Regions from separate parts of the Mus musculus genome. Here region 1 is linked to region 2. The links are chromatin contacts, found by Hi-C or POLR2A ChIA-PET in ENCODE. All regions are on one chromosome and are shown on one strand. Each heading gives the region's core, a stretch centred on a gene start or an enhancer-like site at or near the end of the contact. The rest is flanking DNA. Distances are from core to core; before and after follow the strand shown.

Evidence for each region. Hi-C counts contacts between places; a loop is a spot of excess contacts on that map. ChIA-PET counts read pairs that join two places held with the same protein, here RNA polymerase II (POLR2A).
Region 1: a map of left cerebral cortex shows a loop between it and region 2 (7-fold over the local background). The contact joins the promoter of Clptm1 here to the promoter of Relb in region 2. A Hi-C loop is called at or near these places in 4 of 37 maps with a recorded cell type or tissue (heart, left cerebral cortex and mature B cell). POLR2A ChIA-PET finds 5 or more read pairs at or near these places in 4 of 5 experiments (Patski and embryonic stem cell).

What each region holds. Positions count from the first base shown.
Region 1 is chr7:19,663,516-19,668,039 of GRCm38, reverse strand. Clptm1 (cleft lip and palate associated transmembrane protein 1) reads left to right here and starts at 3,010. Exons shown (of 14, transcript NM_019649.2): 1 at 3,010-3,106. The coding sequence starts at 3,035.
Region 2 is chr7:19,626,272-19,631,168 of GRCm38, reverse strand. Relb (avian reticuloendotheliosis viral (v-rel) oncogene related B) reads left to right here and starts at 1,731. Exons shown (of 12, transcript NM_009046.2): 1 at 1,731-1,978; 2 at 3,199-3,246. The coding sequence starts at 1,927.

The DNA.
Region 1 (4,524 bases), core at 1,761-4,260, 36 kb before region 2:
AGACTCACAGAGATCCGCCTGCCTCTGCTTCCCGAGTGCTGGGATTTAAGGTGTGTGCCACCAACCAGCTCAGACATATCTTCATATATTTCTTTTCTTCTTCTAGACTCAGCAGCATGTAACTCAGGCTGACCTAGAACTTGTCGGTGGCCTTGAACTTGTGATCTTTACAGGTGTCCCCTATCACACCTGTCTGGCTTGGAAGCCCAGGCCCTTCTACACAGGTAGAAACTCTGCTGGTATTCCCTGGGGGGAAACTGAGGCAGAATAGAACAATGAAAAATGAAGAGGGTGCATGAAGGAAAATGGGAAGAAGAAAAGGCCTCTGTCTGGGGGCCTGTTTTGCTCTTCCTGTTCAGGTCCAGGAAATGTGAGAACTCAATGAGGAAGTGAAAACTGCCTACAGAGAGGGTTCATTTCTCCTACAGTGTGATGGTTTGAATGTGGCTGTACCCCATACGATCAGAGGTGTGGACTCCTGGTCTTCAGTTGGTGGTACTGTTTGGGGCCACTTAGAAGCTGAGGCCTTACTGGAGGAAATATGCCAGTCTCCCTCCCTCTCCCTCTCTGTGCTTAATACATTCATTTGGGGACACGTTCTCTGTTTCTTGTTCCAACCAGCATGCCTGCTGCTTGCTCCTATGTCCCTCCACCCCCACCACACTGTACTCTTGGGAGCTATAGGCTAAAATAAACTCTTCCAAAACTTGCTGTTGGTCATCACAGCAACAGGAAAGTAACTAATACAGACTTCATTGGGAACTATGTAAATCAGGCTGGCCTCGAACTCAGAGATCTGCCTGGCTCTGCCTCATAAGTGCTGGGATTAAAGGTGTGCACCACCACCCTGCTAACTTATTTATCCTTATTTTATGAGCATTGGTGTTTTGCCTGCATGTGTGAGGGTGTCAGGGACCTGTGTCTTCTGAAAGAGTAGCCAGTGCTTTTAACTGCTGAGACATCTTTCCAGGCCCTTATGTTAAGGAGATTTTTAGTTGGAGCTGAGATGGCTTAGCTGTTCTGGAGCACCCGAGTTCCATTTCCAGGACTACATGGCCACTCACAATAGTCTGTAACTCCAGCTCCAGGGACCTGGCGCCCTCTTCTGGCTTTCAAGGACACTAGGCACATATATGGTGCACATCCATACATGAAGACATAAAATAATGAATTTTTTTTTTTTTTTGAGTCAGGGTTTCTCTGTATAGCCCTGGCTGTCCTGGAACTCACTTTGTAGACCAGGCTGGCCTCGAACTCAGAAATCTGCCTGCCTCTGCCTCTCAAGTGCTGGGATTAAAGGTGTGAGCCAGCACACCCGGCTATTTTTTTTTAAAGAGTGTTTTAGTAGGGATATAGACACTCTCACCAATTAAGGGGGCTTGTTTCCAGAGGATCAGTGTTCAGTTCTCAGTCTTCCTGTTGGGTATCTTATAATTGCTTATTGAAACAGGTGAAGTTAGAGATTCACTGGCTTCTGCCTTCTCAGTGCTGAGACTAAAGTCGAGCACCAACACTCCCAGTCCTTGATTGTGGTCTAACAATCTTTGACTTTTTAGTTACTATAAAATTTGAGAACTTTTTGTAACTGATATAATTCACTAACTTTGTAGCTAACAATTTGAGAGATTTTGTATCTAATGTAAAATCATGGTGTTCTTGTGCTGTGCCATGAAACAAACGTTCGTGAACCCCAAAAAGACCACCAAGGAGCCAAATCCAAAGCAATTGCATTAGGATCTTTTTATTCAAGCTCTTGTTGCGGTGTAGCCTAGAACTAGTGCTAGGTACCGGCCTGTTAGTTTACTTGAGTTCAATCTTAAGTCAGATTCTCTGAGATGGAGTCTGAACCCAAAGGAATTGGTCTCTCACTTGTTTAATGTGCTGAGACATAACCTGTAATCCCCGATAGCACTCCTAGCACTCCTGAGGATGAGGCTAGAAGATGCCGCAAGTTCTATGCTTGCCACAGCCAGGGCTTCATTTCAAGACCTTTCCCTTTACCCATCAAAACGAACAAACAAAAGGAGAAAATAGGATTATTACTCTCATGTATGTTATGTTTTAATCCCAGTATTCTGGAGGCTGAGGCAGGAGGATCAGGAGTTGAGGCCGGCCTGGGCTACAGAATGAGATCCTGTCTTTGTGTTTAAAGATTCGAGGTTTGCAAGAAAGCACAGACCCCTAATGGAAGACGAGTGCTAAACTAAGCGGCCTAAAAGCGGCTAAGGTCCGGGATGAAGGTGGCTCAGCGGCTAAGAGCATATCTGCTCTTCCAGAGGTCCCGAGTTTACTTCCGAGCAACCACACGGTGGCTCACAACCATCTATAAGGTGATCTGATGCCCTCTGCTGACATAAAGATACAGTGCTCGTGTACATAAAACAAATAAACGAGTCTTTATTTGAAAAAAGTGACTAGGGTCCCATTTCCAGGTGTGGTGTCCGTAAGAAAGCAGATACGGCCTAAGGATGAACTACAGTCTCCGAGGGTTGATGACGAAAGCTTAAGACAAGGAAATCGCATCAGAAGCGAAAAGAACAAAGTAATGACCACCCCTTAGGTCGAAAATCCGCAGCCAGAGAGGGGTTTTCTCTTCAAGAGGGGCGTGGCTCTAGCGAATCGCTACGGTGGCCGGAAAAGCTCCGAAACCATCGACTTTGTAAAACCCGAGAAGAAACGGCCATCCGAACTGCGGTGGAATTGCTTGGGAAGACCATACAATCAAAAAAATAACCATCCACCTTGGCCGAGTGTAACAAGTAGAACCCATGAAAAGAGCATTTCCTGCTATAGAAAGTTCAAGCACTCGGAGAAGTCACTCCCTGCTAGACCAAAACAACCAAATTGCGGTGAAAGGGGCGGACGTCGAGTACGGTGGCCTAGTTGGTCCTTCAAGAGGGCGTGGCTTGAGGCGCTCCATTCTGATACGGAAGCCTGGTGGGGACGGGTTAAGCGTAAAATCTCGCGCGATCGCGCTGGCGCCGTCGGGGACGGGGCGGGGCTGGCGGCGGGGGCGGGGACCCGGAGCAGGAAGATGGCGGCGGCGCAGGAGGCGGACGGGGCCGGCAGCGCCGTGGTGGCGGCCGGGGGAGGCAGCTCTGGTCAGGTACGGAGGCCGAGAGGTGCCTGAGGGGGCTCTTCCCCAGCGGGGGGCACCCCTGCAGGGAGTGTCTTGTCCTTTTTGGAGGAACCCGGTGCACCGGGGGCTCCATGCCCCAGAGGGACCTTGAATATTGGGCCCTGGCGGCGCCCGGCCGCCCAGGAGGCCGGACGGTGGCGGGAACCCGGCCCTGTTGCGCGCCGGGTCTCCTGCAGGCTCGCGCCGGGCGTCCAGCGGACTCCTTGCTCGAGCGGAGGAGAGGGTGGCGCGGAGGGGCGCAGACTCGGTCCTCGACTGTGTGGTTCCAGCCTCCAGCACTGTTTCTAGAGAGGGCTGGTGTTCCTGGTCCGCTCCGCAGTGCCCGAGATCGGGGGCAGTGGTTGGTTAATTGAGAGTTTTCAAGCTCAGGGCAAATACGGTAATTGTGGTGGGTAGAGGGCATGGGCTGCGGAGGCCGACCGACCCATTTCACAGACAAGGATCCGAGGGACGACAAGACGAAGGCGCTTGTAGAAGGTCACCCAGGTTAGTTTTGGTGTCCGTTCTAGGAAAAAGCTGACTGTGGGTGGTCTGGGCTGAGATGGGCGCTGTTTTAGCCCAAGCTGATCAAATAAATAGAGAAATAATTGATCCAGGCGCGTTTGCCTCCCAACCCATTACCACCTCAAATAAACTGAGACCTCAGAGCATAGCAGTTCACTCAGGCACCGTGCAGGCTTCTGCTGGAATTGATGGAGTGGAAGCAAGGTGCTGTCGACCCACCCACTGGGATGTCACTGCCGTGTAGGAGGCAGCTCAGGGGTGAGGAGTACCGACTGGGAGGGGTGCATGTAGCTGACTGGATGTGACCTTGGACAAGTTTTCTTCCTTTGGGTCTTTATTTCCCCAGTGGTTAATGGAGGACTTGGGCGAGAGGGCCAGCCTTATGGCTATAAAGATGTCTCCAGTCATGTCCCTGCAGTGAGGGGAGTGGGAGAGGAGATGGTAGCGTAAACAGACTCGGGAAGTGACAGAAGTCGGGATGAGGGGCTGTAGGGTCTCAAAGGAGGGGGACAGATACACTCAAGTGATGAGGTAGAACCCACCTTTTCTGACTGAGTCTTTCTGGCATTTCCAACCAGACCTTGGGTGCACACAGCTCAGGAAATTGCTGGTTTATCCCTGCTGTGGTGAATACACCAGCGGGGTCTGCAGGGACGTCCTAGCCTCTGGTCCTTGGGACTGGCTCCTGTAAGTTTCTGTTGATTATTGGGTGGCAGTGGCGTGAGAGACTGTTGAGCTTCCAGTCACATGTGGAGCCTCTCTGGTTCCCATCTCTGCTCTAAATCTTTGCTTTGTGACTTTGGTCAGGGTCTTCCTATGAAGCTAGGGCCGATGGTGGCCCTTCTGCTTCAGCCTCCCAAGTGCTGGGATGACAGTCTACT
Region 2 (4,897 bases), core at 482-2,981:
AGGACCTTCCAATTACAACTCTCTTGAGAGAGATTGCTTGTCTTTTCATTCAGGGTCTTGCTATAAGTAGTCCAGACTGGCCTAGAACTCGTGGTGATTTCCTGCCTCAGACTTTCAAGTGTTTTAAGTTACTCGTGTGAGCTGTCATACCTGGCTCTCAGTTTTGCTTTTGAATTCACAGTCGTGTCTCAGATCCAGGCAATCAACACAGGTCCTCCAACATGCTAGGCAGGTGCTCTACCACTAAGCCACACCACCAGCCCAATTTTCCCCCTCTTCTCCCCCTTCTTTTTTGTTTTATTTTGTTGGTTTGCGTTGAGACAAGGGCCTGCTATGCAGTGGAACTCACTACTTGTCAGTGGATCTCCTGCCTCTGTCTGTCCAGAATGGGCATATTGTGGCTACAATATCTTTCTGTGTGCTGCTGAGAACACAGCCTAGAATCTCATACATGCTAGACAAGCATTCTATCACAAGCCACATCCTCAGCACTACAGTTGGAAAACCTCAAGGAAAGCAGTGATTGGTGTGTGTGTGTGTGTGACTGGCAAGCTTATTCTATGGGAGATGTCCACTCCTGGGCTTGCTTATGACACTGGAACATTTCCCTCTGGTACAAAGTGAAAAAGAATATGATTCAGTGTGAAAGTTACATGATATTCCCATTTCTATATTTATCAAATTATGTTCTAATAGAACATAGCCACATCCCTGTTTCTGGTCCTTGGCTGTTTATGTAAGATGGCACATTTGAAAATTAAGACCATTTGGTTCTCAAAGCCTGAGCCTAATGTCTTTCATTGCAAGAAAAGGTTTGCTCTAAGCTGGACGTGATGGTAGGTGCCTGGGATCCCCAGGACTCAGGCTGAAGCAGATGGATTATCATGAATTCAATGTCAACCAGAGCTACATAGCAAAACCAAAACAATGCTCTTTGCTTTGGTGTGCAACAGTAGATACCGGTGCCACATCATTCACTGCTGCAGTTTTCTGCCTCTGGAGCAAGAAGTGGGCCTGGTTTTAGTAATGCTGTACCCTAGTTTTCATTACAGGCTGCAGCATATGGCAAGTGCTTAATTATGCGTAGGTTGCTTGAATCATTGATCACACATGCTATGATAGAAGGGGAATGGAACATACAAGTTTCTATAGGTTTCTATAGGTTATAGGTGCCATATATCACCAACGGGCTGGGACTGTAGCTCAGTATTCATGAAGCCCTGGGTTCAACACTCAGTGCTGCATAGACTAGGTGGTGGTTCATGCCTGTCGTCCCAGCACTGTGGAGGGACGAATCTGAAGGATCCATGGGGGCAAAAGGATCTGCAGTTCAAGGTCATCGGTCTGGGCAAGATGAGACCCTATGTAAATTTTACTTCAAACAAATTATCAATGGCTGCTAACTTCCCACTCCTGGCTTCATTTGCCAGCCTGAAAGATAGCAGGTTCAAGCCCTCGTAGGGGAAATGGAATGCCCATTTCTCAGCTTGTTCTGTGGGTAGGGCGCAAGTGGACCCGGACGGACCTCAGTGGTCTTGGCCAAGGCAATGGGCAGCGACTCGCACCCGGACCCTGCGAAGTGCCAAGCCTTCGCTTCCCGGCCGACCCCGCCCCCGCAGTCACGTGAGCAGCGGGGGTTTTCCCATTCCCTTTGACGTGACGTCACGGAGGGGTACGAGCCAATGGGTGCGCAGGCCGGCGGCGCCGGGGAATTCCGCCGCCCCGCCCCCGCCCGCCGCCCGCTCGGCCCGGCGCCCCCCGCAGCCCCGGGCGCCGTGCGTCCAGCCCGGCCTTCGGCCCTAGCCTTGCACCGCTTGCCCGGCCGGTGATCGTCCCAGCCGACCGGGCTGTCCGACTGCCCGGCTTGCCCTCGTGTGCGCTCGCCCTGAGCTGGCCTTCGGGCTGTCGGTCCCTACGGGCCGGGCCATGCCGAGTCGCCGCGCTGCCAGAGAGTCCGCGCCCGAGCTAGGGGCCTTGGGTAAGCAGAGTGGAACCTCTGGGGCGGGGCTCGGGCTCGGGGAGTTCGGGGCGCTCGGAGTCATCTGCGGGTTTCCGCAGGATTCGCGCTTCGGTGCGGAGAGTACAAGGGTGGCGGGGACACTGCGCGAGGGATAAGGCAGAAGGTAGAGGATGGTGAAGGGTCTTGCCGGGGAGATACAGGCTAGGCGTCCCGCTAAGGAGTGAGAAGGGGGCGGGGCCTGAGCCTGAGGCAAAGAAGGGGGCGGGCCGGGCGGCGGTCGAGAGGAGGGGCGGGGCATAACTCTGAAGGGGAGGAGCCATACACACAGGGGCGGGGCAAACTCAGAGGAGGCTTCTGGTTTACAGAGTGGGTGAGGCTGCTCTTAGGAGTAAGGGGCGGAGCCTAATTCGAGGAAGTGGCTTTATTCTCTCCAAACAAGGGGGACCCTTCTCCCGCAAGGCTTAGGCCTTTAGAGGCAAAGAAAGAGGCGGGGCCCAGCTTCAAGATTTAAGGAGGAGCGGTGCCTGACCTCGAGGAGGAGGATCCAGGACTGTGCTTGACAGGAAATAGGGGCGGGGTCAGGCTCCAAGAGCAAGAAGAGGTGTGTGGCTCAGTGAGTGGGCGGGACTTACCCTTGGGTTGGGGTGGGGGAAAGTGGGGCGTAGTGGCAGGTCTAGGGAAAGGGCAGGGCCTGTTTAGAAAACGAAGGGCGGGGCCTGACGATGGGATTGAAAAGGGGCGGGGCCTGCAGCGAGATGGGGGAGAGGAAAGTTCTCCAGTGACGAAGTATTGGGGCTCGGATTTCGCCCTGAGGGAAGAACGGAGACGGGGGTTTTCCTGAGGCATCAGGAGTCCTCCAAGTCCCACCTTAATGGGGAAAGTAGCGGATATTGAGTGATGATTGGCGGAGTCAAAGGCAGAAACGAAAAGCCAGAACTTTTTTCAAGAGTTAGAGAAGAGCCGGTTGTGGTGGCGCACTTGGGAGGCAGAGGCAGGCGGATTTCTGAGTTCGAGGCCAGCCTGGTCTACAAAGTGAGTTCCAGGACAGCTCAGGGCTATACAGAAAAACACTGTCTCGAAAAACCAAGAAAAAAAAAAAGGAGTTAGAGAAGGCTGGCCTGCACCTGAGCTCGGTAAGGAGGAGGGACTTTATTCAAGGGACCAAGCCAGAGAGAGGAGCAGGCTCATCAGAGTCTCTGGTCCTGCATTGTTTGTTAATCCAGGTCTCCATCTCACAGGTTCCAGTGACCTCTCTTCCCTGTCACTAACGGTCTCCAGGACCACAGGTGAGCAACCCCCACAGCCCCTGCCCACCTGCTTGTAGGAAATGGGATTGGAGGAGCCCCCGTGGAGAGGGAATGAGTGTACCCACTTTGCAAGCTTTGTCTGTTGGTACTCTGTCTGTACTCCACCCCCACATTTCTCTGGCAATAGCCAGGTAGTCCTGGCTCACTATAAAAGGGGCTGATGCATCCCCTCCATCTTGCTCCCTTGCTCCCCTCTCTCCCCATTCCCTTTCCCCTTCTCTCCACGTGGTCATGGCTGGCCTCTACTTCTCTACTTCTCTCTGCCTTTCTCTGCTTCTACTACTCTCTTTTTTGTTTGTTTTGTTTTTCGAGACAGGGTTTCTCTGTGTAGCCCTGGCTGTCCTGGAACTCACTTTGTAGACCAGGCTGGCCTCAAACTCAGAAATCCGCCTGCCTCTGTCTCCCAAGTGCTGGGGTTAAAGGCGAGCGCCACCACGCCCGGCTTCTACTACTCTCTTAACTCCCCTCCCCATGCCCTAAATAAACTCTGTTCTATACTATACCGACCTTCAACCTTCGAGTGGCTGGTCCCTCAGGGAAGGGATGCCTTGGCATGGGCCCACGGAGGCACCCCCTTCCCCCATACCTCACCACACACCTTAAAACATATATTAGTACCCCTTTTTCATTTTATAATCACAGCGTTGTCTCTCCCTGTTTTATTCCTTACGTGCCCATATTGTCAAGACTGTTAGAAGCTTGTATAGTTCTATTTGCTGACCCCCTAAGTAAAGGCTCTTTTAGATGTTCTCCATCATCCATTATTTTGGGCCTTGGAACTGAATTTCAGACATGATGTTACCACCCCCTCACGTGATTTCCCTAAAACTACCTCAGTTTTATTCATCTGTTTCATACCCATTTGTTCCTTTTTGGAGATAGAGAAAGTTAAATGAGTTGATGCTTACAAATTCATAGCCTTCCAGTTCATAGTAGCTGTTAGTGGCATAGTCATGATAATAAGAGTAATAATAGCAGTTAGTTAGACTATCATAGTTCTCAGACCATGTCCATTTAAATTATCTAGACCCTTGGTGAAGCAGGGAGAGGGAGCAGGCAGTGATGGTCTATTCCTTTATACTCAGGCAGATCTCTGTGAGGCCAGCCTGGTCTACATAGTGAGGCAGGCAGATCTCAGTGAGGTCAGCCAGGGCTACATAGTGAGTTCCAGGACAGCCAGGTCTACAGGAAGAGACCCTGCCTCAACAACAACAACTATTGCCAGTAAAAGCAGTACATGCCTATACTGTTCTGTAATGTTCCCAGCACAGGGGAAGCTGAAGCAGGGGGATGGGCACAAATTTGAGGCTGATAGTGGGACCTTGTATTAAAACACAAAACAAAGACAGACAACCCACAAACAAGATGGATAGAAGATGTAGCTCGGTTGAGAGTTTACCTAGCATGTGCAAGGCCCTGTGTTGGACCCAGCATTCTATAAAATGGGGCCTATTGGTTCCCACCTGTGATTCCAGTGCCTAGGGGGTGAGAACTGGAAGATAGGGAGTTCAAGGCCATCCTCAGCTACTTGTCTTGTTCAAGGCCTCTCTGAGGGTCTTAGTTGTTTTTCTATTGCTGGGACAAACCACCACGACCAAGACAAAGGATTTATTGAGACTTACAGTTTTGG